Regions from separate parts of the Homo sapiens genome. Here region 2 is linked to region 1. The links are chromatin loops, found by intact Hi-C in ENCODE. Cell type or tissue: B cell. All regions are shown on one strand. Each heading gives the region's core, and the rest is flanking DNA. Links, peaks and the distances in the headings are about the cores only. Region 1 overlaps LOC107984543 (a long non-coding RNA gene). Region 2 overlaps LOC107984543 (a long non-coding RNA gene).

The links. Peaks named below come from ENCODE experiments on the same cell type or tissue, not always from the same donor. Only the 100,000 strongest peaks of a DNase experiment are listed, where the experiment ranks them.
Region 2: a loop joins it to region 1, with 2.6 times the contacts of the local background. A loop is called at or near these places in 1 of 110 quality-filtered maps.

What each region holds. Positions count from the first base shown.
Region 1 is chr12:89,782,357-89,799,047 of GRCh38, reverse strand. The region is part of intron 2 of LOC107984543 (a long non-coding RNA gene); the gene reads right to left. Among named protein-coding and RNA genes, the nearest start is that of ATP2B1-AS1, 82 kb to the right of the region's middle. In B cell, for the core only: no CTCF peak of the experiment used is centred there; a DNase peak (open chromatin) is centred at 8,927; H3K27ac peaks cover 721 bases.
Region 2 is chr12:89,714,420-89,731,110 of GRCh38, reverse strand. It overlaps LOC107984543 (a long non-coding RNA gene), which reads right to left. Exons shown (of 7, transcript XR_007063399.1): 2 at 13,748-13,874. It also overlaps the pseudogene RNA5SP365. Among named protein-coding and RNA genes, the nearest start is that of ATP2B1-AS1, 14 kb to the right of the region's middle. In B cell, for the core only: no CTCF peak of the experiment used is centred there; a DNase peak (open chromatin) is centred at 9,320; H3K4me3 peaks cover 805 bases; H3K27ac peaks cover 2,339 bases.

The sequences.
Region 1 (16,691 bases), core at 4,750-12,749:
TTCAAGCACTTTCCTAATCAATAAATCAGAGCTCAACCAATCATTTCTAGGGTCTCTCCAAACACTAATATTCCATGTACTTCAAATCGCAAAGGGATACTGACAGCTCAAATTAACTGGGACGAAATTAAAACTTAACTTTATCAAGTTATTTATAGCTTTTCTCCTGAATGTTTTCTCTTCTTTTAATCTTTAATAACTGCGTATATAGCAAATAAGGGTCAAATAGACAACAACAAAAGAATAACCAATAAGCAAATAAACAGCTAGCCCTCAATATTAAAACACTGGCTATAAGCAGAAATTCACACAATTGTTTATGATCTCTACTGAAAATTCCTCCTCTATCTGTCTTTACTATAAGTGCATTGGGCCTTAGAATATGCCAAATGAGATCCTAGATGTTGCTTGTCTTCTAACTAATAAATTTATTTAATATCTTTGACTAAGTAGTTTCGATGGTCCCTTTAATTCACAGAATAGGAAAAAGGTGGTCATTGACAATTCTGTCCTAGTACACGGTGGTACTAGCTGGCCTCAATCCTGACATAGAAGAAATATCCTCAAAGCTGAAAATTCACTTAGAGTCTATTCCAGGTCAGTCCTTGGCATATTTTCTGAGAAGATCTATTAATGCCAACCTCAACAGAAATAAACACAAGCTCATTAGGAAATGACCAAGACAATCAGTCATTTAACATAAGCCAAATAGCAAAGCCTGTCAAATCATGCATATACCAACTCAAAACTAAGTAGAAATAGCAATTCTAAAACATCATAATAGGTAATATCCCACCAAAAATTACAGAATTCAAACATTACCAACAAGTAGAGTTAATATGCTACAAAAATAACATACTAGAAAACTCCAAATGTAATGATCTCATAAGGCAAGCTTACTCAAAAAAGGCTTCAAAGTAACATATTGCAATTTAGAGCAATTCACTATGAATTATCCTTTGAATCTGACACAACTTAAGATATTCACAAAGTAACATTGCTGAACTATGTGAAAATTTTATTATTTTAAAAACAATGATAAGCTGAAAATATTAAAACATGACTAGTAATCTATTAGCTCAATTTTTAAAACACTTTCAAATATCTCCATAGATGGAGAGATTTACAGGGTAATCAAGTAGGTACGGGATATTCTTGACAGTAAATGCTAGCAGAATTAAGCTTATTATACTAATGTTTCAATATCTAAACCAACTGCAAATTTAAATTAGCATACTAAATTGTACTTTCATATTAAAAAGCATGTCTTTGGTGGTATATGTATGAATATTTTAGACACATCCTTACATCCATAGTAGCATGGGATTAGAAGACTTTTCTGGGGTCTGTCCTGATATCACAAGGGACAGGTCTAAACCAAAAGTCTGTCTCACGTAGCTTACAGATAGGGAGACTTGTGTTTTCACTTGCGCAACCATTGCTTCTGCACAAGGCATGCTGATACTTTAACAGGGTAGGTGATGAGGGGAATGAGTCTAGGACTGGGCAGGGACAAAGCTGGGAGAAACTGACCCAGGTATAGGGCTGGTGCCCAAAGAAGTAGTCTACAATCAAATGACCACTGCAAAATAGCACAGTGATCCTCAAGCTTGGTTGCAGCTGTCATCAGTATCAGATCCACTGAGTCTAGCAAAATGTTTCAGACGCTAGATGATCCACCAAGGCAGAAAGGGCTGTCCATAGAAGCTGCTTCATTCAGGGTCACAGAAGGAAGCATTCATCACAGTCAGGTTAGGATAATTGAAGAAGGTTTGATAAAAGGATTATTTTTAACAATGTAAGACTAGACCACAACAAAGAATGCAATACCCCAGTGCTCAGCTAGGCTGTAATCTACCCTAGGCCAGAAAGGGTGAAGAGTGGGAACAGTTCCAAGAACATCCTCTGGAAGCAGAGGACCACCTGGAGAGGAGCTCTGACCTTCAGTGGAAAGAAGTGAGCAGCTCAAGGTAACCCCAAAGGGAGGAAGCTAGTGGTATAAATATTCCTATCTCACTCAGTCACTCCCTTGAATCTCCTGCCAGCATTCCCCATTAGCCAAACCCAGCTAGAAGCCAGAAGGCAAGGGATGATAAGTTCACATGGGTCAGTATGGAGAGGGGAAGGGAAAACAAAGAAGAACTGGGTGGGGAGGGGTGTGGAAGGGCAAACTGAAGAAAGATGGCCCACCTGGGAGAACCATTCTATCCCAAACATGATTTCAGAAAATAAATGGGGATCTGAGGGTGAGGGTCCAACATTCTGGAGAAGGGTACCAGCAGAGTGAAGCGATATTTTAGAGCCTTACAGCCCTACTGAAAAAAAAAAAAAAATACTGGGTCAGTGAAAGACTCCATCCCAAATGGAGATGAGAATGCAAAGCAGAAAACCAAGGCAGAATTCAGCTGGCACAAGCTATGCCAGTGATGTGGGAGTAAAGGAAAATCCCCAGGCATGCTGGAGGACTAGCTGCAGAGCAGAACAGCTCATCTTAGATCCAGTTCCCTGATGCCTTTGGCATCCAGTGTTCTTTCTGCCTGGGTCAGGTCTGACACAAGAAGTAGTCAGGGTTGAGACTGTATTGAAGACCAGTGAGCAGTATCTGCAACTGAGAGAAAATAGGAAAGAAAGTTCCAAACAGTGCAGTAGAAGACTGCGCGGTAAGGCTCTTAGTGGGAAGTCTGAATATTTGCCCCTGCCCAAATCTCATGTTGAATCGTAATCCCCAATGATGGAGACAGAGCCTGGTAGAAGGTGTTTGGATCATGGGGGCAGATCACTCATAGCTTGGTGCTGTCTTCATGAGGGTGAGTTCTCACAAGATCTGGCTGTTTAAAAGTGTGGCACCTCATGCTCTCTCTCTCTCTCTCTTTCTTGCTCCTGCTTTCACCATGTGATGTGCCTGCTCCCCCTTGGGCTTCTACCATGATTGTAAGCCCCCTGAGACTTTTCCAGAAGCAGATGAATGGTATGCTTCCTGTACAGCCTGCAGAACCATAAGCCAACTAAACCTCTTTTCTTATAAATGGAGATATACCTAATGCTAAATGACGAGTTAATGGGTGCAGCACACCAACATGGCACATGTATACATATGTAACAAACCTGCACGTTGTGCACATGTACCCTAAAACTTAAAGTATAATAATAATAAAATTTTAAAAATCAATCAATAAATAAATAAAAATAAAATAAATTACCCAGTCTCAGGTATTTCTTTATAGCAACAGAGGGACAGCCCAATACAACATTCAAATTGGGAAACGTGAAGAGAGTTTACAAAGGTTTGGGAAGAATGTAAAGAGTGTAGGGAAACTACAAGGGATGTTTTTTCAATCCTTAATCTTGAAGCAAACAAAGGGTGGAGGCAGTTACAAAACCCAGAGCTTCAGCCTGAGAGATGGTCTGCCTGACCTTCCATTGAGGAACAGAGCATGTCCTAGAGGAGGGTAAACTATGGGGAGGAAACTAAGTGGAAATAGCCCTGGACCTCATTCTTCACCCTTTTCAGATCTCCTGCAGGACTGACTCCCCCTTGACTAACCCAACCAGACACCAGAGGACCAGACTGACATAGTCCACCCCAGTGAACCTAGTAAGCCCAAAGCAGAATGGAGAAGGGAAGGAAGGAAATGCAGTGGGACTAACCATCAATATACAGCACAGAGGGATCACATAATTTTGGCGAAAAATGAGGAGGGCCTCCTCTCTAGATACTTACTAATTACAAAAGAGAAAGTAGTAATTTTACAATATAGAAACTAGCAGACACCGACCGGCCTGGTGCAGTGGCTCATGTCCGTAATCCCAGCACATTGGGAAGCTGAGGCAGGCAGATCACTTGAGCTCAGGAGTTCAAGACCAGCCTGGCCAACATGGTGAAACCCCATCTCTACTAAAAATACAAAAATTAGCCGGGTGTGGTGGCATGTGCCTGTAGTCCCAGCTACTCAGAAGGCTGAGGCAGGATAATTGCTTGAACCTGGGAGGTGGAGGCTGTAGTGAGCTGAGATCATACCACTACACTCTAGCCTGGGTGACAGCAAGACTCCATCTCAAAAACAAAACAAAACAAAACTAGCAGACACCACCTCGACTAGGTGATCAAGGTTGACAGCTCAGTAATAGGGCAAATGGCCATGATGTGCTTCCCCATATGAAGCACTAAGAAGGACACAACATCACATCCCCAATAGTCTTGCCAATAATACATACCTGAATCTAATCAAGAATAATCATTGGACAAACCCAAATTGAAGGACAGTCTACAAAACAATTGGCCTTTCCGCTTCAAAAATGTCAGTATCATGAAAGACAAAGAAAGACTGGTGAAAGTAGGCTAAAGAAGTATGACCAGAGAATGCAAGGCATGGCATGGGATTTTCTTCTGCCTCAAGGACATTACATGACAAACTGGACTCCTCAATAAGATCTATAAATTAGGTGATAGTATCGTGTCAATGTTAATTTCACAATGGATTTTGATTATTGTGTTATTGTTATGGAATTAAAAAGTCCTTGTTTTAAAAAATAAACAATGAGGTATTTGGGGGTACAAAGACACTATGACTGTTTCTCAAATAATTCAGGAAAATATACATAAAAAAGAAAAATATGTAGATGCAATGTTAATATTTGGAGAATTTGGATGAAGGGCATCTTGGAGTTATTTTACCATTTTTGCAACTTTTCTTCATGTATGAAATTATGTCAAAAAAATAAAAATTAGAATGATAAGAGCTTGAACTGGAGCAACTAGCAACAGGACTATAGAGAAAGGGCTGTATATAAGAAATATGTGAGAGGTAAAATCATTAATATTTAAGTGATGAATGATATGTGAAGGGTCTACAATGACTCTAAGACTTATACCATGCAATGCAGCTGTCATTGTGGTCACACTTAGCATGAAATGCTAAATTATCTGAGTGATATTTTAATTGTATCCTGGCTAAAGAATCCAAATACCTACAAGGCTTTCTCTAGCATTGACATTGGTGTGACACAGTCAGTTAAATATTAGTGGATCCAAAACAGAATGCTAAATTTGTACCTTATCAATAGTGATGAGAGTTTAATTCTTTCCCCCAGGAAAAGCAGGAAATCGTGGATTTACCCAGCCTGAGAAGAAAGAATGCCCCCGACAAATCAGTCTCTCTTTTCCAGTCTTCCCTGAGGTGTAGGGTTAGTTAGGATCTTTCAAAGCAGCATAAGGACATTTAGGATACAAAAATAACTCAAACCTATGAGATAGTGATGATCTGGAACGGATAGGTGAAGAGACAACATTCCAAATCTTCTGCCCTCATGTAAAACACTCTTTTTTCCAGCACAGACTTGAAAAATCATGTCTCATAGGCTTCTATCAATCACTAATAGTTCTTATATAAGAAATTAGCACCATTTTCCTGATCCTCCTATGTGTCTTGTCCCAGGGTCCAAATCCTTGGTCTGTTCAACAAATATGTACTAAACACGAACCATTAGTATCAGCCTGATAACCAGTCTTATATTGATGGGTAGGTATAATCCACACTTCTCTACAGAAAACAGTGGCTCAAGGGCCTTAAGATAGCACTTTTGCCATATTTCTTATAATAGTGTAGGTTTTGTGGGACTAATTGTAAACACGGATTTAAATGTTTAACACATATGAGTTAAATCTGTTTCTTTCACTCACAGCCCTAGTGAGATGTTGATTGTAACTAGAAAACATAAATATGGGTGGTTCCTATTGAACAACTAGCAACTAGTGCCCAGGGAACTTAGCTGCACCCACCACCTGGGCTGAGGGAAAAAGGACAGTGAAATGAAATAGCAACTGGTTGTTAATTGATATCTTTTTGAGAGGCTCCAAGAAGACATCTTTACCCATAAATGTGGTCATGCTACCATTAGAAATCTCCTTTGAAATAACTACACCTACTAAATGCTCCATTAAAATGCAAACATCCTCAGCTATGTCTATAATAGACCAAGGTAAATTAGATCATTAAACATCATGAAGACAAAGACTTTGGTGTCTGGCAATGGAAGATTTTGAAATGGAGGAGAGGGCAGAGAATAGAGAAGTATAGAGTCTTGGAAAAACGAAAATCTGCCTACTTAACAGCTTTGGCTAAGGCCAGCCCTGGAACTAAGGTCATGAGTGTTTGCATGTGTTTTCTTTAACTTTGTCCAGTCAAGAAATTTTATTCCAAAGTCACAGCCTCTATCCACAAACTCAGACAAACATATTGTATCAGAAAGAGAGTTGATGAACAAGGATGCAGATACTCAAAATTTTTACAGAAATTCTTAAAGCGTATGTTCCACTGACATCATCCTTTAAATGTGCGAAATAGCATCAAAATCATTAAGTAATCCAGAATATTTGCTTACCTTCCTTATTTGCTTACCTTCCTGTGACCTGCCATTTCTAGCATCCTCTCCCTGCCAAAAACAGTTTTATTCTGACTACATGAAAGAACATCACTGAAGGCTGTAGCTGTTTTGGAAGCATATATCCAAGCATGGAGCTGAGCGTCTTCAATTAATTTTCAAAGAATATTTTTGTCCATGGAGATATGTTTGAGATGTCACGACTCAAAGCCTTGTACCTTAAGACTCGTTTTCAAACTGAGCATACTTCTTCAATTCCTCCCATCAAACAAAATGCTCACACAGTAGACAGCTCACTGGGGCCTGTGTCTGATCACAGTCCACAGTTCAGCAGGAGAGATCTTCTAAAGCCAATATCTAAAGGTAAACTTTGCATATTTTCATGAACACTACTGGATAATAGCTTACATTTAATCACTTCAAATGCTGCATTTCTTTCTCTGATAGTTTCTATTTTAATTTTCATCTGCAGTAATCAAAAAAGAGGAAAGAACGCAAACTTATAACTTTCTCCTAGCACTTTGTCATTGACTGGAGCTACATTTCTAAACTTTTCCCACACTGTTATCCTTAAGACAGATAGAGATATAAATCTTATGAAATCCAACAAGGTCAAAGTTTTTGTCAGGTAGCATATATGTAAAATGACCTAATGCATTCTATCTCATTTCATACAGATGAAATTATATGGCAAATGTTGAATATCTTGCACATAGTAGATGCTCAGTAAATAGTAGTTATTATTTTCTAAGAGTGGCATTTTAAAGGTTGGCAGTTCAGAAGCAGAATAGAACATGATGATACTGAGAGCATCAATGATAACAATTAGCCTGCATATAGTATTTTACAATGGACTGCACACTTTATACAAATTATCACACAACTCTGTGAGATAGAGTTGTTCTATGAGTTTTCTATTGCTACTAAACAAATGACCATAGTGGATTAAATAACAAATTTATTTAATTCTTATTTCTGTAAATTAGAAATCCAAGAGTTTCACCAGGCTAAAGCCATAGTGTCAACAGGGATATTTTTCTGTCCAGAGGCCCTAGGGGAGAATCTGTTTCCCAGCTCATTCAGGTTATTGGTAGAATTCAGTTCCTTGCAGTTGTAGGACAAAGGTCTTCATTTTCCTGCTGGCTGTCAGCTGAGAGCCATTGCAGCATCTAGTGGCTGCAACATTCTTTGGCTCGTGGCTTCATCCCCCGATCAAAGCCAGAACATTAGGAGGAATCTCTCTCATGCTTCAAATCTCTCCTACTTCATCTGTCCTAGCATATTTCTGATTCCATCTAGGAAAAATTCTCCACCTTTAAGGGCTCATGTAATCAGATTGGGCCCACTTAATCAAGCATAATCTTTCCATCTCAAGATGCATATTTTTAATCACATCTACAGAAGTGCTTTTATTGTGTAAAGTAATATTCACTGGTTCCAGCGATTAGAATATTGGCATCTTCTGGTGAGGAGAGTATTATTTTGTCTTCCACAGTTACCATTATTCACATTTACAGAGGAGAAAAATGAAGATCAAAGAGGATAAGATATTTGTAAAAGACATGTAAAGAATGGACCAAAATTGTTTTGCTGTAAGCTCAAGTCAATGTTCTCCTCATAATAGATTATCTTTTTTCTGAAAGGTAACCCAGCATTTACTCTCTTGCATCTTTTCCCCTCTTTCCCACCCACACTTCCATTAGAAACATTTAAGGCTGACATATTTGAAGAATTATTTCCAAAGCTTCCTTGGAAAAGCCAAAGTTTAGTTGCATTTCTGCTGGGGTTTTTTTGTATTTCTTCTGAAGCTTACCATGTTGAGAATATTATTTGCCCGCAATTAGACACTTTCAGCTAAAGCTGCAAGAGAAAATGTATTACCTGATGGGCTGAGCGCTAATGGAAATTTATACCATGGCAAATATCAGTTATCTCACTAAACAATTTTTCTCTAAAGATGTGCTTAGCAATTTGATACTAATATGATTAATACTTATTTAAGACAAGACCCGTCACTTTGTATTTTCCAGAAAATATAGTATTTTTAGCCTTCTTTCTTGCCAATGGAATTTAAAAGCAAAATTTACATTTATTTTGGTGTGATTTCAGGCAACCAGTAAGTGTTTAGTAAGTCCTTTAACAAATACAAAATGTCATTCATCTATTCAAGGGAATGTTATTAAATGGCAAATTGTGGCACACAGGCTGTACTCTGAAAATAATAATATTCCTGAAATTTAAGGGGACTGCTCAGATTAAAAGAAAGGTGGACAATGAGTTCAGATTGTTCATGTACAGAGTTCATAGAAGGCTCTAAAAGCCTGGCCATGGCCAAGCATATACAATAATAACAATAAAATAAACGTTTTTACTTTAAAAATCCTGAAAAATAAATGTTATCAGTTTCTGCATTTTTAAATAAATTACACAAATATTATCTTCCAATCAGGGAAGAAATTCAGGTCCCTCTTTTCAGTTTCTGTATACAAGTGGAGTTTAAGATGAAGGAAAAAGGAAGTAGTTTGATTTCACTTCCTCCTTTTGCCTTCTTCATCTATTCTACTTCACTTCCAGTTTTACTCCCTTGACTAACTGCTTCCCTCCCCTGTGTTCTTCCACTGACAGCAGAGAAAGTGACATGGGCACCCTGGAAACGTCTTTTTGTCTTTCATAATCTGGCCTGTGGCTACATTCTAGTCATATTTCTTGCCAGATTTCTAAAACTTCCCTAAGCTCTAGTCATACAAAACATTCATTATTCCCCCAAGAACTCACATTTTTTTAAATATGCTATTGTTGTAACTAGGAATGTTCTATACCTAGCTTCATCTACATGTAAGTGGTTAAAACCAAAATATTAAATAACCCCTGGAATTTTTCTTTACATAAAATATTTATGGCACAATATTTAATCTAATAAACTAAAGAAAATTGCGCATGTTTTTCATAACAATGATTTCAGGTTACTAAATAATGAAAACAAAAAATAAAAGTAATGATTTGATGCTTTGTGGCATGCAAAAGACAACTCTCTAAAACCAAGAAATAATTTGTTGATTGGAAAATAAACTGAACACATAATTATGGAACTAGGAAAAACAAAGGGTTTTTTCAAGATTTCTCCCAGTTATCTGTTTGTTTTTTTTTTGTTTTTTTTTTTTTTTGAGACAGGGTCTCACTCTGTCACCCAGGCTGGAGTGCAGTGGTGTGATCATGGCTCACTGCAACCTCGACCTCCCAGGCTCAGGTGATCCTCCCACCTCAGCCTCCCAAGTAACTGGGACCACAAGGTGTGTACCACCATGCTTGTCTAATTTTTATAATTATTTTCAGAAACAGAGTCTCCCGATGTTGCCCAGACTGATCTTTAACTCTTAGGCTCAAGTGATCCTCCTTCTTTGGCCTCCCAAAGTACCAGGATTACAGGTGTGAGCCACCATGTTCGGCCCCAGTTACCTTTTTCACAGACAAAGAAAAAAAAGCACAAAAAAATTAAGTTGCCTACTCAGGGTCATAAAAGAAATCAGTGGCAGCTTCCATCCAGTGCTGTTTCTACTGAATCACATTCCTTTCTTTTTCAAAAGACTAGAGAGCTTAGAATCATAGTATTCCAAGGTAGCTATTACTTATTCAATGCCTTCCTTATTAGGAAGCTGCTGTCACCCAAATCAGGCCAATATTTTCAGGGTAGAAACATCCAAATATCTCTATGCTAAAATCCTCCTCTGAGAGTCCAGATGGGGAAAGTCTTGAGAGCAATTCCATCTTTTAATATAAAAGTGTCTAATAGTATATTTTGATCCTCTATATTTGTTGTAAATTCACCTATCATATTTCCTGCTGCCAAAATAACAAAAAAAAAAAGATTTATGTTCATAGGTTACTTCCTTCAAAGCCTTCAAAAGAGGTAGGCTGCAATGATGATCAACATAACTATTAAGTATCCTATAACACACCCTAGAGGGAAGCAATATGAAAACAAGACCTGGGATCAGGGGGTTTTGCCTAGAAGTAAAAGAAGTTAAAATGGCTGTTACTGTTAACAGTGAATATACTATTACTTTTACTCACTTATTAGCAACTACAGTTATCTTTTTAAAAAATTACATAATTCAGCCCATGCATAAAGACCTTGTAATATACACATAGTTGACATGTAAATATATATGTATCTCGATGTGCTAGAATTAAGCCCAAGACTACAGGTCACTTGCTTTAGGTTCTGTCTTAAGTCAGTTGCCCTGGGAAAGAGATGCTGAGATGAAGATTTGTGTGCAGGAAAAATGCTGGGAGTGTGATATTTCTTGATGATGATTACACATGAGAACAATACATAGGAGGGAGACAGGGAAACAACATTAGTCAAAATGAGAAGTTGATGTTTTATGTAGTTACAACAAAGGCTTCAGCAGATCCCATGGGAAGCTCTGGGGCTGGGCTGGCCCTTCAGAGTTATGCCCATGAAGGCAAAGGGGCCGCACCTTTTCACCTACATCTGCCAGCCACTGGATGTGACCTACATCAGGGGAAGAGGTGCACTCTTGAATGACATTGCTATGGTTTGAATATTTATCCCCTCTAAAACTTATGTTGAAATGTAATCCATGATGTGGCAGTGTTGAGAGGTGGAGACTTTAAGAGGTGATTGGGTCATAATGGCTCTACCCTTATGAACAGATTAATGGGTTATCATGGGAGTGAGCCTGGTGACTTTATACAAAGAGGAAGAGAAACACGAGTAGCATGCTCAGCCCTCTCACTATGTGATGCCCTGCACCACTTTGGGACTCTACAGAGAGTCCCCTCCAGCAACAAGGCCCTCATTAGATGTGGCCCCTCGACCTTGGACTTCTCAACTTCCATAAGAAATAAATTCCTTTTCTTTATAAATTACCCAGTTTCAGTATTCTGTTATAAGCAGCAGAAAATGGACTCATACAGACAGATTTCTTTGGTCAAGGGGAATTATCATATAGGAACAAACAGCAGCCAATACTCCTGTAGTAGTCCATTTTCACAGTGCTATAAAGAAATACTCGAGACTGGGTAATTTATAAAGGAAAGAGGTTTAATTGACTCCCAGTTCCACATGGCTGGGGAGGCCTCACACTTACAATCATGGCAGAAGGGGAAACAGGCAACTTCTTCACAAGGTGGCAGGAGATAGAGTGAGCAAAGGGGGTAGGGTCCCTTATGAAACCATCAGATCTTGTGAGAACCCATTCAATATCACAAGAACAGCATGGGGGAAACCATCCCCATGATTCAATCACCTCCCATCAGGTCTTTCCCTCAACACCTGGGGATTACAATTCCAGATGAGAGTTGGGTGGGGACACAAAGCCTAACCATATAATTCTGCCCCAACCCCTCCCAAATCTCATTTCTTTCACATTTCTAAACCAATCATGCCTTCCTAACAGTCCCCCAAAGTCTTAATTCATTCCAGCATTAACCCAAAAGTCCAAGTCCAAAGTCTCATCTGAGACAAGGCAAGTCCCTTCCACCTAGGAGCCTATAAAGTTAAAAGCAAGTTAGTTACTTCCAAGATACAACGAGGGTACAGGCATTAGGTAAATTCTCCCATTCCAAAAGGGAGAAATTGGCCAAAACAAAGGGGCTACAAGCTTCACGCAAGTCTGGAATCCAACAGGGTAATTATTAACTTAAAGCTCCAAAATGATCTCCTTTGACTCCATGTGTCACATCCAGGTCATGCTGACATAAAACGTGAGCATGAGCAGCTCTGCCCCTGTGGCTTTGCAGGGTACACCTCCCCTCTTGGCTGCTTTCACAGGCTAGCATTAAGTATCTGCAGCTTTTCCAGGTGGATGGTGCAAGCTGCCAATGGATCTACCATTCTGGGGCCTGGAGGACAATGACCATTCTGGGATCAGTCTGGAGGACAATGGCCCTCCTCTCACAGATCCACTAGGCAGTACCCCAGTGAGGACTCTGCGTGGGGGCTCCAACCCCACATTGCCCTTCTGCATTGCCCTAGTAGGAGTTCTCCATGAGGGCTCCACCCCTGCAGCAGATGTCTGCTTGGAAACATCCAAGCATTTTCATACATTCTCTGAAATCTACATGGAGGCTCCAAACCTCGATTATTAACTTCTGTGCACCTGCAGGTCCAACACCACATGGAAGCTGCCAAGGCTTGGGGCTTGCAGCCTCTGAAGCAACAGCCCAAGTTGTACCTTGGCCCCTTCTAGCCATGGCTGGAGGTGAAGCACCTGGGACACAGGGTACCAAGTTCTGAGCCTGCACAGAGCAGGGAGGCCTTGGGACTGGCCCACAAAACCATTTTTTCCTCCTAAGCCTCTGGGCCTGTGATGGGAGGATCTGCTACCAAGATCTCTTACATGCCCTGGAGACATTTTCCCCATTGTCTTGGCAATTAACATTTGGCTCCTCTTTGCTTATGAAAATTTCTGCACCCAGCTTAAATTTCTTCCCAGAAAAATGGATTTTCCTTTTCTATCACATAGTCAGGCTGCAAATTTTTCAAACTTTTATGCTCTGTTTCCCTTTTAAACATAAGTTCCAATTTCAGATCATCTCTCTCAAGTTCAAAATTCCACAGATCCCTAGGGCAGGGGCAAAATGTCTCCAGTACCTTTGCTAAAGCATAGTAAAAATGACTTTTGCTCCAGTTCCCATGAAGTTCCTCATGTCCATCTGAGACCACCTCAGCCTGGATTTCATCATCCACCTCATTATCAGCATTTTGGTTAAAACCATTCAACAAGTTTCTCAGAAGTTCCAAACTTTCCCACATCTTCCTGTCTTTGGAACAGCCCTCCAAACTGTTCCAATCTCTGCCTGTTACCCAGTTCCAAAGTCACTTTCACATTTTCAGGTGACTTTATAGCAGTATCCCACTCTCTGCAGTACCAATTTACTGTACTAGTCCATTTTCACACTACTATAAATACACGAGACTAGGTAATTTATATTATAAAGGAAAGAGGTTTAATTGACTCATAGTTCCACATGGCTGGGGAGGCCTCAGGAAACTTACAATCACAGCAGAAGGAGAAGCAGGCACATTCTTCACAAGGCAACCAGAAAGAGAGAGAGAAGTGAAGGGGAAGAGACCCTTATAAAACCATCAGGTCTCATGAGAACTCACTCGCCATCATGAGAACAGCATAGGGGAAACTGCCCTCATGATTCAATCACCTCCCACCAGGTCTCTCCCTCAACACCTGGGGATTACAATTAAAGATGAGATTTGGGTGGGGACACAAAACCTAACCATATCAACTCCCAACAGCTGAGAGACTGAGGGCCTTGCTCCTGAAGGAGGGCTCAGGATAGGGTGCCATAGCATTAATTCTACTGTTTGGATCTACTTACTTTGTATAGTGAGTTCATCCTTCAGAGAATGGCCACTCCAGATTCTGGTTGGTCATTTACCCATTTTAGATTTTCCTCATCAACAGCTAACACTTCTGTTGGTCTACATGACTTACCTTTTGGGTTAACCTACACCCCAGTCTCTGAGAGGCCTAAGCCTCTGTGACCAAGGCCTTTGTAGGTCTTTACTGTACATATCAGTTTGCCATTAGGCAGAGCAGGATTCTTTAGTGTGAAATGTGCTGCATTTAAAACTCAAAGAGATCTACAAAGCATTGCATTCTTCTTTGTGGTGGGAAATGCAAGATACAATAATTTTCCTTTTACTTTGGAGAAAATGTCCCTGCATTCCCCAGGTTACTGAACCCCTAAAAAATTCACCAATATAGAAATACTCTAAATCTTCTTGGGGTCTTCCCATACTCCAGAGCAGTACTGTTCAGAAACTTTCTCTGATGATAGAAATGTTATACTTCAGCTGTATCCAATATGGTAGCTACTGGCCATAATGCAATCCTGAGTAATTGGAGTATGGCTACATATACTCATCATGATATCGTAGATTTCTTCCTCATGGGGACCCAGACACTCCTTTAGTCAGTAGATTCCAACTCTGACATAGATCCAGAAACAAGACATGATTTGTTATTGGGGTGTCTTCCTTCAGTTTCTTGATCATCTGTCTTTGCAAGCAAGCTGGCAGTAGACTCTGATGTAAAAGCTTTATAAGAAAAAACCTTCTGTATTATCTTCAAGCAAAGGGTGGGGGAAAGTGGTCTTCTAGCCTTTAATAAGGAGGAGTGGCCCACTTTGGCAGGCCCTTGCGGATTCAGGGCAATCTGGATCTTAAGAGGTTTCCATCCAGGTGTCCATCTCAAGCCTCAGCATTTTGCTCCTTCTCACTCAGGGCCCTGATCTTGGTAGAATAGACATGCCAGAGTTTGGAATTCCACTTTTTCTGAAATTTCACTAGCCTTATAATTAAATTTTGTATGTGATCCTCAACAATGCCTCTCCTATAGCCATAAAAAAGGAGAGAGTCCTTATATCCTGCCTAAGAAACACTCTAACTTCCACAGTGACCTTAAGTTGGTAATTTAACGACCCTCAGTCTTTGTCTTTTTCCAATGCACTGATAACACTCACGAAGAATCATCTGATTTCATTGACTTACGATAATTACTACTCCAAAACCCTCTGTGCATTATCTTTCAGTAGTATCCCTTCCCAGTCACCAACAGTGAGTATATTAACTGGACCAATAAAGCATCCTTGAGGCATTCAGTCCTCCACTTACTACAGTGTTGACATCCTCTTTACCAGCTGGCCAATGAATAATCTAGCTCCAAAACCTCAGAGCGTTCCTGGCACTGACTAACTGAGGTCCAGCTCCCTAGAAAACAGACTCAGATGTAGATTGCATGCAGGAAGTTTTTTGGGAAGTACCAACAGGACAAACCTGTGACAGAGTAATGAAACCAGAAGTGAGTGAACAGGAGAAATTGAACGGTGATGTAATTGAAATGAAGACCTCAGCTGCTATCTGAGGGAGCTCTGGAGCTGAAATGACCCTTCAGGGTTGTCCTGAATTGAGGTAAAGAGGCTGATTTTTCTAATTTCCCCTTCCACAGAGGCTGCCCCTAGCCTAGGGAGGAGGTATAAACTTAGGCAAGGCAACTCCCTTTGGCAGAGGACAGTGCCCAGAGAAAGAAGATAATTCCTGGAGAGGAAATTGGCTGTTTGTCTCAGCAACTAACACTCCCAGCTGTCGACAGATGGAATGAGTGTCTCAGACATAAAACTGTGGTGGGGAGGAGGGCTGTGGAGGAGGCATCTGAGCAGTGCACCACAGCAGCCACTACAGGTTTTATCCTTGGTTTTGCCACTAGGAAGTTACAGGAACCTGAACAATCCACTCAGCCTTTTAATGTTTTTGTTTCCTTATTTGGATGCAAGGACAATGAGAGAGCTAAGTTCTTACCGATACACTTTGGATTCTGTTTGTTTTAAGAAGTATTCTAATTTCCTATTTTACTTATAAATTTAGTTTTTGAAAGGATATTTTCTACGGCAAAGGGGATTTTTTCTGATTTTCATAAAAACAGGTGGTTCTACCAATGTACTGCTTCACTTAAACTAACCTCAAAGTCAGGACTTAGTTTCCATGAACTAAGGATTTCTGACAGTCTCTCATCACTCTGCATCTTCACAAGGTATCTGAGTTTTACCATGCCACCTAGCTTCATTACTGTGCTGTAGAATCAATTGCTTTATTTTGTAATCATGAGTCACATCTATTCACTTTAAACACACAGACACACACACACACCAACTTTCAGTGATGAACATAAAAAAGATTTCAGAACACGATCTTAATAATGTCACTGTGATTGGGTACAACTGCTTTTAAATCAGCCTTGGGCTGGCAGGTGTGGTGGTACATGCCTGTAATCCTGGCTACTTGGGAGGCTGATGCAGGAGGATTGCTTGAGCTCAGAAAGGAGTTCAAGACCAGCCTGGGAAACACAGGGAGACCCTGTCTCAAAAACAATGAGAAAAACAAATCCCTGGAGAAAAGGTTTGTATCCCATTCTTAAATGTCTCTAAGGAGCTCTTTAAAAAATGATCAACCTGACTGTTAGGAAGTTCTTTCTGATATCTAACCTAAATCTCTCCTACTGCAATTTCAAACCACTTCCTTTTCCATCCTTAATGAATTAGGAAAGGAGCTGGTAATCACTGTCACCTGCCTGTTATAATCTTTCATATGTTTAACTTTATTAGAATTTATTTACACCTAAATATTCTCTCCCACATGACAATTTATCTCCCTTAGCCATTGTCTGCTTTTTCACTTTGAGCAGTATTTTTTAGTCTTGTAAATACATTCTCTAGCTTCTGTGTTTATCCCAGAAACTATGGAGACCACATTTAATGAGTTTTTAACA
Region 2 (16,691 bases), core at 5,595-13,594, 69 kb after region 1:
AATTTTAGCCTCAGATGGACTAAATGCCTTAATAGAGAGAGATTTATATGCAAGATCTATTTTTACCTAAATCTTTAGGGTTTGGTTCAGACAGAGTGATTATAGAAATCATATGCATATACGATAAACATTTTTGTATCTATACAACTTTTAAATACACTACATATATATATCTTTGTTATATATATATATGTTATATATATATGTGTGTGTTTGTGTGTATGTATATATATATATTCCAAGAATTTCACCTAAAGGGAAATTCTATTTTTCTGTCTTACTCATTAAATTGGCCATTTTTGGCCTCAATTATTTTCTTGCTTGTTACCAATGTTATATATACCATATTCAAATATTTGTTATCTTTCTGTATATATTGTACTTATAATTTTTATGAATAAAAGTATATGCACATTTTAAACTGTAACGTCTTAAGACATTTAATCTGTCTAGATGGTTACTCATGTCTAGATGATTCAATTGATATCAGAATCCTATCAAGACGAACTTCTTATTTCTCCTCACCTTCACCCCCACCACCACTTGCCTAGTTTATGTTTTCATCAGTTCCACTTGCATTACTGAAATAGCCTGGCCTTGCTGGAGGGTCATTCCTGCCCCCTGCTACCATTAATTCATAATGCTGTCAGAGTCGTTTTTAAAAACAAATCTGATCCAAGCACCTGCTGCTTAAGACTCCATGATGGCTTCACACTGCCTTTCCACTATCATCACTTACTCTCAAAACTATCTTCTTCACGAAAAAAATTGCTAACATCACGTTTTTATCAAGTTATCTAATCTTTGCCTCAAAACCTTCTTCCAGGAATCACCCTAAATGTGGCAATTGATATCAGAATCCTATAGGGACAAACTCCTTAATATTTCCCTTTATCTTCACCACCACAACCACTTGCCTCGTTTGTGTCCTCATCACAAAGAAGAGTACTCATCTTTGTGTCTATGTGTACTCAGTGTCTTGAGTAAGACAACCACTGATCAACCAGCTGCAGCAATGGTTTGGGGACAAAGGCAGGAGTGTACCATTTCATCTTATCAAGGGAGTGTCTGGTTTGGGTGAGCTAGGGTGGATATTTGTAAAATTCTGTGTCTTGGCTCAAAATGTTAAGACTGCTACAAAAATCTACTAAGCTAATTAACTTTCTCTTTGTTGTCTTTTAATTTGCTTTAAAAGACCAATCCTTTAAAAAGTCTTTCCTTCCTACTTAGAATTATTTAGAAAGGAGTTTGGAGTTTGGAGGCTCTAAGAGAGCAAATCAACTCCTTGACCAAAGTATGTACTCCTATTTCGAAGACAGATTTGATGGCCCAACTAGAAACTGATTTTCAGACAGAACCATGTGAAATGATAAGAGCAGATATCGTGTACTCTACTTGCTTTTTTGTTTGTTTGTTTGTTTGTTTGTTTGTTTGAGACGGAGTCTCGCTCTGTCGCCCAGGCTGGAGTGCAGTGGCACGATCTCGGCTCACTGCAAGCTCCGCCTCCTGGGTTCACGCCATTCTCCTGCCTCAGCCTTCGGAGTAGCTGGACTACAGGCGCCCGCCACCGCGCCGGGCTAATTTTTTGTATTTTTAGTAGAGACAGGGTTTCACCGTGTTAGCCAGGATGGTCTCCATCTCCTGACCTCGTGATCCCCCCGTCTCGGCCTCCCAAAGTGCTGGGATTACAGGCATGAGCCACCGCGCCCGGCCTCTACTTGCTTTTTTTTTTTTTGGTTTAAAGTCAGCTGAGTTAACCCTGCTAAAAAGGTTGCCATCAGATTTTCTTTGCCACTCTAGTTCAAAAGTAGGTACGGTGGCTGGGATATTATTTTCTATACTTATCTGTAAGTTTAAAATTTTCATAAATCAAAATGAAAACTAAAAATTACTTTTAAGAAGATATGTCAAAAATTTCTCTCACATTACCCCGCTGCTTACTTTCTTTTACCTATGAAATTTATCAGTAGGAGCATGTGTTGTATATGAGGTTTGTGTGTCTATATGAAGTGTTTTTCTAAGCTTCTTTTGGCTTTTCAGAAATATTTTCATTTGTTACCTTTTTTTAACTTTTATTTTAGGTTCAAGGGTACGTGTGCAGGTTTGTTACATGGGTAAATTGTGTGTCCTGGGGGTTTGGTGTACAGAGTATTTCATCACCCAGGTAATAAGCATAGTACCCACTGGTTATTTTTCCTGATCCTCTCCCTCCTCCCACTCTCCACCCTCAAGTAGGCACTGGTATCTGTTTTTCCTTTCTTTGTGTCCATGTGTACTCAGTGTTTAGCGCCCATTTATAAGTGAGAACATACGATATTTGGTTTTCTCTTCCTGCATCAGTTTGCTTAGGATAATTGCCTCCAGCTCTGTCCATGTTGCTACAAAGGACATGATCTCATTCTTTGTTATGGCTGTGTAATAGTCTATGGTGCATACACACCACATTTTCTTTATCCAGTCTAGTTGATGGGCATTTAGGTTGATGCTATGGCTTTGCTATTGTGGAGAGTGCTGTTATGAACGTATGAGTGCATGTGCCTTTATAGCAGGATGATTTATATTCCTGTGGGTATATACCCAAAATGGGACTGCTGGGTTGCATGGTAGTTCTGATCTATGTTCTTTGAGAAATCACCGAACTGCTTTCCACAATGGCTAAACTAATTTACACTCCCACCAACAGTGTACAAACGTCCCCCTTTCTCCTCAACTTTGCTAGCATATGTTATTTTTTTACTTTTTAGCAATACCATTCTAACTGAGGAGAGAGGTATCTCATTATGGTTTTTATTTGCATTTCTCTATTGATTAATGACGAGCTTTTTTTCCTATGTTTGTTGGTCACATGTACATCTTTCGAAAAATGTCTACTGATGTACTTTGCCCACTTTTTAATTTGGTTTTTCATTTTTTGCTTGTTAATTTGCTTAAGTTCCTTATAGATGCTGGATATTAGACCATTATTGGATTCATAGTTTGCAAATATTCTCTCCCATTCTATAGGTTGTCTGTTTACTCTATTGATAGTTTCTTTTGCTGCACAGAAGCTCTTTAGTTTAATTAGGCCCCATTTGTCAATTTTTGTTTTTGTTGCAATTGCTTTTGGTGTCTTTTTCATGAAATCTTTGCCAGGGCCTATGCCCAGAAAGATATTTCCCAGGTTATCTTTTAGAGATTTTACAGTTTTAGGTTTTTATGTTGAAGTCTTTAATCCATCTTGAGTTGATTTTTGTACATGGTGTAAGGAAGGAATCCAGTTTCAATCTTCTGCATGTGGCTAGCCAGTTATCCCAGCACCATTTTAAAATTATTTTTAGTATAATATTTGTTTTGTTGGTTTGTTGTTTTTATTTTTTAACTTTTATTTTAAGTTCAGGGGTACAGGTGCATGTTTGTTACATAGGTAAACTCATGTCACAGGGGTTTGTTGTACAGATTATTTTGTCACACAAGTATTAAGCCTAGTACCCATTAGTCATTTTTTCTGATCCTTTCCCTTCACCCACTCTCCACCCTCCAGTAGGCCCCAGTGTCTGTTGTTTTCCTCTATGTGTCCATGTGCTCTCATCATTCGGCTTCTACTTATAAGTAAGAACATGCAATATTTGGCTTTCTGTTTCTGCATTAGTTTGCTAAGAAACATGGCCTCCAGCTCCATCCATGTTCTCTCAAATGACATGATCTCATTCTTTTTTTGTGGTTTGATAGTATTCCATAGTGTATATGTACCACATTGTCTTTATCCAGTCAACTATTGATGGCATTTAAGTTGATTCCATGTCTTTGCTGTTGTGAATCATGCTGCAATGAACATACATGAGAATGTGCCCTTATGGTAGAATAATTTGTATTCCTTTGGGTATATATCCAGTAATGGGATTGCTAGGTTGAATGGTAGTTCTGTTTTTAGGCCTTTGAGGAATCATCACACTGTTTTCCACAATAATTGAACCAACTTACACTCTCACCAACAGTGTATAAGCATTCGTTTTTCTCCATAATCTCACCAGCATGTTATTTTTTGACTTTTTAATGTAGCCATTCTGACTGGTGTGAGATGGTATCTCATTTTGGTTTTGATTGGCATTTCTCCCATCCAAGTACTAACCAGGCCTGATCTTGCTTAGCTTCCGAGATGAGACGAGACTGGTCAGGTTCAGGGTGGTATGGCCATAGATTGATTTGCATTTCTCAAATGATCCATGATGTTGAGCTTTTTAAAATATGATTGTTGGCTGCATGTATGTCTTTTGGAAAGTGTCTATTTAAGTCCTTTGCCCACTTTTTAATGGAGATGTTTGTTTTTTTCTTGTAAGTTTAAGTTATTTATAGATGCTGGATATTAGACCTTTGTCAGATGCGTAGTTTGCAAATATTTTCTCCCATACTATAGGTCGATTGTTTACTTTGTTGATAGTTTCTTTTGCTGTGCAGAAGCTCTTTAGTTCAATTAGATCCCATTTGTCAATTTTCGCAACTGCTTTGGAAATCTTCATCATGAAATCTTTGCCATTTCCTATGTCCAGAATGGTATTGCCCAGGTTGTCCTCCAGGGATTTTGTAGCTTGGGGTTTTACATTTAAGTCTTTAATCCTTCTTGAGTTGGTCTTTGTATATGATGTAAGGAAGGGGTCCAGTTTCAATCTTCTGCATATAGCTAGCCAGTTCTCCCAGTACCCTTTATTGAATAAGGAGTCCTGAGTCTTTTCCCCATTGCCTGTTTTTGTCAGTGTTGTCAAAGATTAGATGGGTGGTAAGTGTGCAGCCTTCTGTCTGGGCTCTCTATTCCATTTCATTTGTCTGTGGGCCTGTTTTTGTATCTGTACCATGCTGTTTTGGTTCCTGAAGCTCTGTGGTATAGTTTGAAGTTGGGTAGCATAATGCTTCCAGTTTTCTTCCTTTTGCTTAGAATTGCCTTTGCTATTTGAGCTCTATTTTGGTTCCATATGAATTCTAAAATAGATTTTTCTGGTTCTGTGAAGACTATCATTAGTAGTTTGATAGTAATAGCACTGAATCTATAAATTGCTTTGGGCAGTATGGCCATTTTAATGATATGCATTCTTTCTATCCATGAGTATGGAATATTTTTCCATTTGTCTGTGTCATCTCTGAATCAATCTTTGAGCAATGTTTTCTAGTTCTCCTTGCAGAGATCTTTCACCTCCCTGTTAGCTGTATTCCTAGGTATTTTATTCTTTTTGTGACAATTGTGAATGAGATTGTGTTCCTGATTTGGCTTTCAGCTTGACTGTTGCTGGTGTATAGGAATGCTAGTGACTTTTGTACATTGATTTTGTATCCTGAGATTTCACTGAAGTTGTTTATCAGCTTAAGTAGCTTTTGAGCTGAGACTATGGAGTTTTCTAGATACAGAATTATGTCAGCTGGAAATAAAAATAGTTTGACTTCTTTTCCTTTTTGGATGCCATTTATTTCTTTCTCTTGACTGATTGCTCTGGCCAGGACTTTCAAAACTGTGTTGAATAGGAGTGGTGAGAGAGGGCATCCTTGTCTTGTGCCAGTTTTCAATGGAACATTTCCAGCTTTTGCCCATGCAGTATGATGTTAGATGTGGGTTTGTCATAGACGGTTCTTTTTATTTTCAGGTATGTTCCTTCATACGTAGTTTATTGAGAGTTTTTAACATAAATGGGTGCTGAATTTTATAAAAAGCTTTTCAGCATCTATTGAGGTGATCATGTGGCTTTTGTCTTATGTTTATGTGATGAATCACATTTATTGATTTGCATATGTTGAACCAAACTTACATCCCAGAAATAAGGCCTACTTGATTGTGGTAGACACACTTTTTGATGTGCTGCTGGATTTAGTTTGCCAGTATTTTGGTGAAGATTTTTGCATTGATATTCATCAAGGATATTGGCCTTAAGTTTTCTTTTTGTGTTGCCAGTATCATTTATTGAATAGGGAATCTTTTCTCTGTTGCTTGTTTTTCTCTACTTTGTCAAAGAGCAGATGGTTGTAGGTATGCTGCTTTATTTCAGGACTCTCTTATTTTTATCTGTTACTTTACAAGTATTAGAATTATTGAACTATTCAAAAACTGCTATCTTATTTTGTTGCAGTACTGAAAATAATGTAAGATAAGTGTTGCTCTCCCTGTTTTAAAGATGAGTGACTAGGATTGTAAAGAATTCACTGATTTGTTTTATCTTCTTGAGTCCACTACATCAACAAAATTAAAATAATGTAACATATTTTATGCCCTCCACAAAGTTTCCAGTCATAAATGTCTCCATATCTTATTCCTACCATTATTGCCTATGCATAATAACTTAAATAATGACAGCCATCAGCATTTACAATAAAGTAGGAATTTTGTTTATGATTTAGATTTCTAGATATAAATTTTAAAGTCCAAGTTTTATTAAGACTAATTAAGAGGGAAAGTATTATACTTCACAATAATTTAAAATATTCTTGTCTTACACATGCCAGTTATGACTGATTTCCAAGTTAATTAAATATAGAATTGCTACATATTTCTCTCTCTCTGTCTCTCTCTCTCTCACACACACACACACACACACACACACACACATATATATTATATATATATATATATATGCTAGATTCTAGCATATTAGTCATCATCAGTATGTCTTTCAGGACTTTAGAAATAACCATATAGAATATAATTTTTTTTGAAAGTGCTCTCAGGATATCTAAAGTACTATTTTTACATTTTGGTCTCAGAGTGCAATAGCTTCATTATTTTGCTTAGAAATTCATTGCTTAGTTTTTGCATGTACATGAAGGATGTCATAGGCTCCATCTATAATAAGCAGCTTATCCAGTATGTTAATTTTTTAAATGCTGCTCAAAAAAAAGAGGCTGCCTTCTTCTGATAAACCCCAGAGTTTAATAACATGTCCTCTGAATTAATTCTGTAAATGCAGTACTAAAGTTTAGCACAACGATCTGGGCTGTTTAATTAGCTCACAGCTGCACTGCTGGGATAACATTTCTTGTTGAGGAGGTAGCTTGATATTCGTTATTGGGCTTTGGTTCAGAGTTCAATGGCCGTTTTAAGCTTTCTTAAAGAATTGCTTGTCTTTGTTTTCAGGGAAGAACATAATCATTACTCAGAAACACTTGTTAGTTTTCTTGCCGTGCCTGTATAGTCATTGATTTGACCCTAACATAACAAAGTGTGGCAATCTTTTAGACACTGAAGGATCCTATAAGATAAAAAACGTTATCTGACTTTTTAGTTTGACTAATATATGTCACATCGATAGAGCCTAAATCTCAATTTCTTTACTATTTCAAAATTCTTTAAATTTTTTAAATCTCCTTTTAAATGATGAATATGGATAAAATTTAAAAATTCCCTTTGAGGCTATATAATTATATAAAAATTCCCTTTGAGGCTGTATAAATTATAACTATGTTTTCTACATTTTTCAGTACATTATATTATTTTTATACACACTAGAGAATATTAAGACAATATCAAATGTGGCAGATTATGTGGGTAAATAATGAATTTAAACACCCATTTACTGAGTATCTATCATGAAAAACTACATTAATTTCAACCTCACAAGAACCTTAGAAGTTTATCCTCATTTTATACAGGCAGGAACTAAAAAATCAGAGCAGTTAAGGAACTTGCCCAAGATCACACAGCTGATAAATTTCAGAAATGGAGTTGGAATCCTTATATCAAAGCTCAGGCTCTTTCTAACATTATGTTGCCTCCTTCTCAAAGCTAAGTTTCAGATTTATCTTTCTCATAATATTCTTTCCAATTAACTTGAATTCCTTCAGGATGAATTGATACAGCATGTATTACACTGTCACATTTTTATGTTTTTCTTTGGACTTCTCTCTCTTGCTGTTTCACTTGTCAGCACCACTAGATGTATATGTTCCCTAAGTCCAGACACTCTATGCTGTATCCTCTATTTCCTTGTATGTCCCCACAGCAAGAACCACTTTGGAAAAATAACAACTTTTTACCCTGGTTATGCTGGGGTATGATTACAGGGATCTTTCACTTTTTACACTATATATATCTGTATTGTTTGAATTATAAAAAAAACACACATACATACATACAGATAATTATCTATACCTAATATTTAAAAACTTAACGATAAATGTCCAATGCGAAAAAAAACAAAGAATATATACACATTTATATAATATACCTAGTTTTACCATTTGAATTCTTGGAGATTAAAAACAAAAGAGTTAAATGAGGGAGGCATCTTAGTATTTTTCTATTTATAATAGTAATGGAAAAGGTTCTAAAAATCTGGAAGAAATGTCTAAGACACAGAACTAAGAAAAATACGAGGATATTAAGTGCCCAACACTTCATTTTTAGAGACACAAAAAGGAATGATTAAGGATAATGAGAATTTATATCACTGTTGGAAAGTGATGCAAAATTTAAATGTAAACATGTATGCAAAGCAAGCATTAAAACAATATATAGGTTGGGCATGGTGGCTCACGCCTGTAATCCCAGCACTTTGGGAGGCCAAGGCAGGTGGATCATGAGGTCAAGAGATGGAGACCATCCTGGCCAATATGGTGAAACCCCGTCCCTACTAAAACTACAAAAATTAGCTGGGCAAGGTGGTGTGCACCTGTAGTCCAAGCTACTCGAGAGGCTGAGGCAGGAGAATCACTTGAACCTGGGAGATGGAGGTTGCAGTGAGCCCCGATTGCGTCTTAAAAAAATATATATATATGTAAGAAAATCAAAGAACTAAAAACATGATTTTTAGTTAGACTAGGGCCACCCTCCAAAACGTTAACACAAATACAGAAGTTATGTATTTATATCAGTAACAGCCCAAAGAGAACTTATTATGACCAAATCAAAATGATTAAATCTTCATTCTTTGTGATAGATTATTTAGGTAGAAGTGTTCTTGAAGTCCTATAAACAAGACTGTATTGGGAAAAGCAATTTTGCTTGGTAAACTTTGTGTTTGACAGTAGAGTGACTTTCTATAGCTTACATTGAAAGAAGGCATTTGAGAAATGTGTACTTTTTAAAAAACAAATTAGTTGAATAAAATAAGAAATGAAACCGATAATAGAAAAATACAGTCAACTCTTAATGCTGTGATTGTGATAAAGGATAGCCAAGCATTACAAATTGGCTAGAATTTGGAACTGGAAAAGCCAGAAATTCAGCAGAGTTGAGAATTTTGACAAGGTAAGGGAATCAGTCATCAGGACTTTTTCTTTTTTCAGAAACAGGCATAAACAAAGTTCAAGACGAGCCAGTGAGGTCAGAAACTAAGCAACAAGTAAGCAGAAGTGAGTATAAATAGATATGAGAAGTAAGTCTAATCATTGGGCCAGCAATTGGGCAAGCAAGAAGAATAAGAAGGTAGTTATTGGAGTTCAGGGCAAACAATGTGGACCTGGAGGATACCGGCTCCAAAAGAGGAAAGGAAGTAAATGGTCAGAACCCGGCAGGTGGTCGGGAACCAGGAAATTCACAATAGCCCGATGGGGAGAGTAAGTTGGACAACTTAATTCTGTGACAAGTTGTCTCCAGAAATTTCTCCATCATTACCATAAAGAAATGTCATGAAGAAATCAGCATTTGTAGGTCTTGAGAGTAGAAATAGGAAGGTGCATCTGACCAGACATAGCTCATTGCCAGGTTTTCATGGTGTTAATCATTCAGCAGTTTTATATATAAAATTTTAAAATTGATTCTCCCGCCCTGTCTCTACCTCAAGTACGTCCTTACCTGTCACATCAGCCCTCTTTCTGGAAAGCTACCTAAGCTGTGTTTCGTGTATCTGTGATCTGTAACTGCTTCATGTCTTCCAATTCACTCGTGTTTATTCCTACTCTGATTTCATTTGCCTACCTATTTGGTTAGGGCCTCAAGCTCAGCTCAATGAGGTATTTTTCTTGAACAACTGATTTCAACCATGAGCCAATGAATACTCCACACCTGTTCCTCAACAACATCTGAAGCAGAGCCTTTAACTTTCTGGGACCTTTGAACTCTTCTGGGAGTTTTTAGATGAGGCCAGCAAAGCCTTCTACTGCCTATCAATGAAATTTTAATCTACTACTGTTAAAATCTTAAATCTCTATCTGAGTAAAAGGTTCTCTCCCCCATCACTGTCTGTGTGTATTGAGGATTGGAGAGTGCTCACTCAGTATCTGCATTTTACTCCCCTCCCCTTTCCCTTCTGGAAGCTGTGGCTCTTCCAGTGTTGAGGGCACGGAGGGTGGAGAAGACAAGGGCAGTCCCTTTGCTTGGCTAGACTCTATCGAAATCCCCTCTGGCTGTCAATACTTTTTTTTTTTTTTTGAGACGGAGTCTCGCTCTGTCGCCCAGGCTGGAGTGCAGTGGCGGGATCTCGGCTCACTGCAAGCTCCGCCTCCCGGGTTCACGCCATTCTCCTGCCTCAGCCTCCCAAGTAGCTGGGACTACAGGCGCCCGCCACTACGCCCGGCTAATTTTTTGTATTTTTAGTAGAGACGGGGTTTCACCGTTTTAGCCGGGATGGTCTCGATCTCCTGACCTCGTGATCCGCCCGCCTCGGCCTCCCAAAGTGCTGGGATTACAGGCGTGAGCCACCGCGCCCGGCCTGTCAATACTTTTAATGTGGCAGGCAACCAAACACTGACTTTTTAGTGGGTCTATGTGGGAGTTTCTGGAAGAGCTCAGCAAGGCCTTGTACTGCTGTCTCCTATCATATGAGATAGGCTTCTTACCAACCTCTTGTTCCTCATTGTAACTCTCTTCTCTGGAGCTGCACCCTGTAGTCTCCTGATAGGTGCTCTCACCTGGCTGGCAGCTTCATTCCAAGCTGTCTTACAAGGAAACTTAAGCATCTATGCCAAGCCACATGGTGGGGACAAAAAGATGACTCTCCTTCCACTCTTCCTCTCACTCTGGCTCCCCTCTCCATTTCTCTTTACTCTCCTAAGTTAAAAACAGATATGTCAACACATCTGTGCCTATGCAGACATCCAACAGGGTACGCAGAAACTTCAAATGTTTATGAAAGGAGTGACTTTCTTGGGAACTCTGCTTTTTTTTTTTTTTTTTTTTTTTTGAGATGGAATTTTGCTCGTCGCCCAGGCTGGAATGCAGTGGCATGATCTTGGCTCACTGCAACCTCCACCTCCCAGGTTCACGTGATTCTTCTGCCTCAGCCTCCCAAGTAGCTGGGATTACAGGTATGCACCACTACGCCTGGCTGATTTTTTGTATTTTTAGTAGAGATGGGGTTTCGCCATGTTGGGCAGGCTGGTCTCAAACTCCTGACCTCAGGTGATCCACCCACCTCGGCCTCCCAAAGTGCTGGGATGGGAACTCTGCTCTTTTGGTTTGTGAGAAGTATGTTCCTAGTGTTTTTCTGAAAACGTTACATTCATCTTCACTCCTATGATATTTTACCTCAGTATACATTCTGGGAGAGTTATTGTATTAGTCCATTTTCACGCTGCTGATAAAGACATACCCAAGACTGGGCAATTTACAACACAAAGAGGTTTATTGGACTTACAGTTCCACATGGCTGGGGAGGCCTCACAATCATGGTGGAAGGCAAGGAGGAGCAAGTTAATCTTATGTGGATGGCGGCACTGAAAGAGAGGGCCTTTGCAGAGAAACTGCCGTTTTTTAAAACCATCAGATCTCATGAGACCCATTCACTATCACAACAACAGTACAGGAAAGACCTGCCCCCATGATTCAATTACCTCCTACAGGGTTCCTCCCAGGACATGTGGGAATTGCGGGAGTTACAATGCAAGATGAGATTTGGGTGGGGACACAGCCAAACCATATCAGTTATTTCCCTAAGAACTTTAAAGATGTTATTCCTTTTTCTCTTGGCCTATCTACAATTGCCAATACAAAGGTGGCTGTCATGCTAAATTGTTTTTGTTTGTTTTATCCTGTCTGGTTGCTGCTAAGACTTCTCTTTGTCTTTTAATGTCATGAAGTTTCTCAGTGATGTGACTAGGGTAGATTTATTTTATGTCTTTTGTTTTTGGTACCTCTTTCCCAAAGTCTTGGGAAGAAGATGAGATTCCCTGATGCTTTTGTGACACTTCCTGAGCTAGGTAAGTTGGTAGGAAGTAGTACCAGCATACCACTGGCTATAAAGCAGGATTCTGGCTTTATGTGGTGTCATGGTCCATTTGGGCTCCTACAACAAAGTACCATAGACTGGGTAGCTCATAAACAATAGAAACTTACTTCTCACAGTTCTGGAGGCTGGGAAGTGAAAGATCCAGGTGGAGGCAGTTTTGGTGTCTGGTGAGGTCTCACTTCCAGGTATCATAGATAGTGCCTTATAGCTGTGTCCTTACATGGTAGAAGGGGCAGAATAATTTCCCTGGGTCTACTATATTTTAAAAGGGTACTAATTCCATTTGTGTGAGCTCTGCCTTATCTCCTAAAAGGTTCCACCTCCTCATCCTATCACCTTAGTGGTCAGGATTTCAACATGTGAATTTTGGGACAACATAAATATTCAGACCATAGCACATAAGGGTTCAGTTTCAGCTCCTTGCCTCACTCAGATCCAGCCACATCTCCTACCTTTAAAACTCCATGGTTACACATATCTGACTTATTTCTGAGTATGGTAATCCCCTGGGCTTAATATCTGCTTATTGTGTACTCACTCTACCTTTGAGTTCTCTATTTCTAGCACTGCATATTTCTTCTGTTTTTGTACTCAGTTGTATATTAACATTGTTTCATATATTTGTCCCAGCATTCATACATAACACCACACGTATATATACATAAACAAACATTTGAGGAGTGGGGTTGCATAATACAGGAAATCTAATCCAGTGGATCTGAAGGACCTTGTTATGTGAATTTTGAAAAATGCTAACCAAATGAGTCTGCATTATGAACTGAATTTTGTCCTCCAAAAATGTGTATGTTGAAGCCCTAATCTCCAAAGTGACTGTTTGGAGATAGGGCCTTTAGGGCAGTAATTAAGGTTAAATGACATCACAAGAGTGGGTCTTTAATCTGAAAGAACTGGTGTCTTTATAAGAAGAGGAAGAGATACCTCTCCATGCACTTGCACCAAGGAAAGGCCATGTGAGGACAGGGCAGAAGGTAGCCATTTGTAAGCCAGGTAAAGAGACCTCACCAGAAAGCAATGCTGATGATACCATAATCTTGGACATCTGGCCTCCAGAACTGTGAGAAAATAAATGCCTGTTGTTTTAGCCACCAAGTCTATGGTATTTTATTACGGAAGCCTGAGAAGACTTCATAAGCAGTCTGGTAATACAGCCTGGTAATCAGTGCCCAACTCCATCCCTCTGCACCAGAATATCCTGAACTCTTAATAGCTGTAACTATAATGGGAGCCCCAAGTTTGAGCCACCAGAGAATATCATGTAAACCTATATTGCTATAAAATTGTACTCTATTTATTTACCTGGGCCTTGGGTAACATTTTCTTTATCCTTTGCTCGTCCTTCAGTTTCTTTAATCTGCCCATTTCAGTCCTTAGCCTCATTCAATTCTGGCTAATGATCATAGGCAACAATTATATAAGGAATATTAAGACTGACATTTATGTGCCTATGTCATCCACTCCTGAAACTTCAAATTTTACTCTTTCTTCACATTTTTTTATTTTTTGCCTTTTTTCTGCCTCAGAGAAAGAGATGTTCCCTTTTCTATTCATGGTGAATTCTTTCTATATGTTCTAGATCTTACCTTCCTTTTAACTCTCCACTCACTCACCAGCACTTTTCAGCTTTCCTCCCTTGACCCCTTTTCCTCTGACACCAACAATACATAGGTCAACAAATTGGTTTTCAGTGACTTTCTTTTGATGATTGGTGAATTGGCTTCATTCCATTTTTCCTATCTGAAAGACAAAAAGAATTGACCCTGTAAGAAGTTTGTCAGGTCATCAGAATAAAGGAACAAGGCTGTGGGTATAAATTTAGAATTCATCATCAGGGAGCTGATAGTTCATTTGTTTGTTCATTCATTTGGGACAAATCTTTATTTCAAGTGCCCATTATATGCCAGTTTCAGTTAGGCATGGCATGTGTATTAGTCCATTGTCACGCTGCTAATAAAGATATACACGAGACTGGGTAATTTATAAAGAAAAGAGATCTAATTGACTCACCGTTCAGCATGGTTGGGAAGGCTTCAGGATACTTATGATCATGGCAGAAAGGGAAGCAAACATGTCCTTCTTTGCATGGTGGCAGGTAGAGAAAAATGAGAACCGAGCAAAGTGGGAAGCCCCTTATAAAACCATCAGCTCTCATGAAAACTTACTCACTATCAAGAGAATAGCATAGGGGAAACTGCCCCCATGATTCAATTACCTCCCACCAGGTCCCTCCCACAACACGTGGGGATTATGGAAACTACAATTCAAGATGAGATTTGGGTGGGGACACAGCCAAACCATATCAGCATGTAATAAGTGATTAATAAGTTTCTTTGTATAAATGAATAGATAAACCATCCTCTTATTGCCAATGCCTCCTAAAAAGACATTTCGTTTTCCTACCTTATAACAGAGGAGGGATACAGACAATGTGGTGCATCAGAATCAGCTAAAGGGACTGTCAAAAATGCAGATCTGCTGGCTCTAGTCCAGACTCCATCAGAAGCTCTGGGAGTGGGACCCAGGAATCTGCATCAGTAAACTCATAAAGGTGATTCTTTTGTGTACCCTTAAAAGTGGAGTTTTGAAGAAAAATGGGCAACAATGAAAAATTATATAAAAGTATAAGCATTAGAAAACCACAAATGTGAGAAAATCCTGCTGATATTCTTATTGATATCATATAATAGGGATGGTTGAGCCTGGATCTTCGATGGCTATGTTTAACAGCTGAATCAACCATACCATAATTTTAAGAATAATAAACTGCTATTCATTAAAGCCACTACTAGTTTAGCTCTTGGTTACTTGTAGCCAAAAGCATGTCTTACTGATTCAGATTAAGATTTTATTTGCTAGGAAGAGGCTTAGACTTTATTTAGTCAAATTAAGTGATGATTAGTGACTAAATTTGGTGCACTTTAAAAGTATCACAAATAATGTCTGTCTCACAGTATGCAAAAAATAATAATAATTTTAAGATAATAGTGTACTTGACCAAATGACACAGTTTGCATGTTGTCCCCTCCAAGTCTCATGTTGAATTGTAATTCCTGACATTGGAGTTGCAGCCTGGTGGGAAGTAATTGGGTCATGGGGGCAGATCTTCATGGCTTGGTGCTGTCCTTGCAGTAGTAAATACTCATGAGATCTGGTTGTTTAAATGTGTGTGACACCTCCTCTGCTTCTCACTCCTGCTCTTGTCATATGACATATCTGCTCCTGCCTCACCTTCTGCCATGAATAAAAGCTCCCTGAGGCCTCCCCAGAAGCTGAGCAGATACTGGTGCTATACTTCCTGTACAGCCTGCAGACTTGTGAGCCAATTAAACCTCTTTTCTTTATAAATTACCCAGTCTTTGGTATGCCTTCAAAGCAAAGCAAGAACAAGCTAACACAGAAAATTGGTACTGAGAAGTAGGGCATTGTTATAGAGATACCTGAAAATGTGGAAGCAGCTTTGGAATAGTGTAATAGGCAGAGGTTGGAAGAGTTTGGAGAGCTCAGAAGAAGATAGGAAGATGAGGGAAAGTTTGGAACTTCTTAGAGACTGGTTAAATGGTTATGATTCTGACAGTGATATGAACAGTGAAGTGCAGGCTGACTAGGTCTCAGATGCAAATGAGAATTTATCGGGAAATGGAGCAAAGGTCATCCATATTATGCCTTAGCAAAGAACTTGGCTGAATTCTGTTCATGTCCTAGTATGTGGAAGTTTGAACTAAAAAGTAATGACTTAGGGTATTTGGTGGAAGAAATTTCTAAGCAGCAAAGCATTCAAGAAATTACTTGGTTGCTTCTAACAGCCTATCCTTGGGTGTAAGAGCAAATAAATGACTTAAAGTTGGAAGTTATATTGAAAGGGGAAGCAGAGCATAAAAGTTTAGAAAATTTGCAGCCTAGCTATGTGGCAAAGAAAAAGCATTATCAGGAGAGGAATTCAAGGAGGCTGGGGAGCAACCACTTGCTAGAGTTATTAGCATGACTAAAAGGGAGCCAAGTGCTAATAGCCAAGACAACTGGAAAAAGGCCTCAAAGGCATTTCAAAGATCTTCGAGGGAACCCCTCCCATCACAGGCCCAGAGGTCTAGGAAGAAAGAATGGTTTTATGGGCGAGATCCAGGACTTTGCTGCGTTGTGCAGCCTTGGAACACTGCTCCCTGCATCCTGGTTGCTCCAGCTCCAGCCTTGGCTCAAAGGGACCCAGATAGAGCTCAGACCACTGCTTCAAAGGGTGTAAGCCTTCCACCATAAGGCTTAGCAGCTTCCATGTGGTGTTAAGCCTGTTGGTACACAGAGTGAAAGAGTGAAGGAGGCTTGGCAGCCTCCACCTAGATTTTAGAGGATGTATGAGAAAGCTTGCATGCCCAGGAAGAAGCCTGACACAGGGGCAGAGCCCTCAAAGAGAACTTCTACTAGGGCAGTGCCAAGGGGAAATGTGGGATCTGACTCCCTACACAGAATACCCACTGGGGAACTACCTAGTATAGCTATGGGAAGGTGGCCATCATCCTCCAGACCCCAGAATGGTAGATCCACTGTCAGCTTGCACCCTGC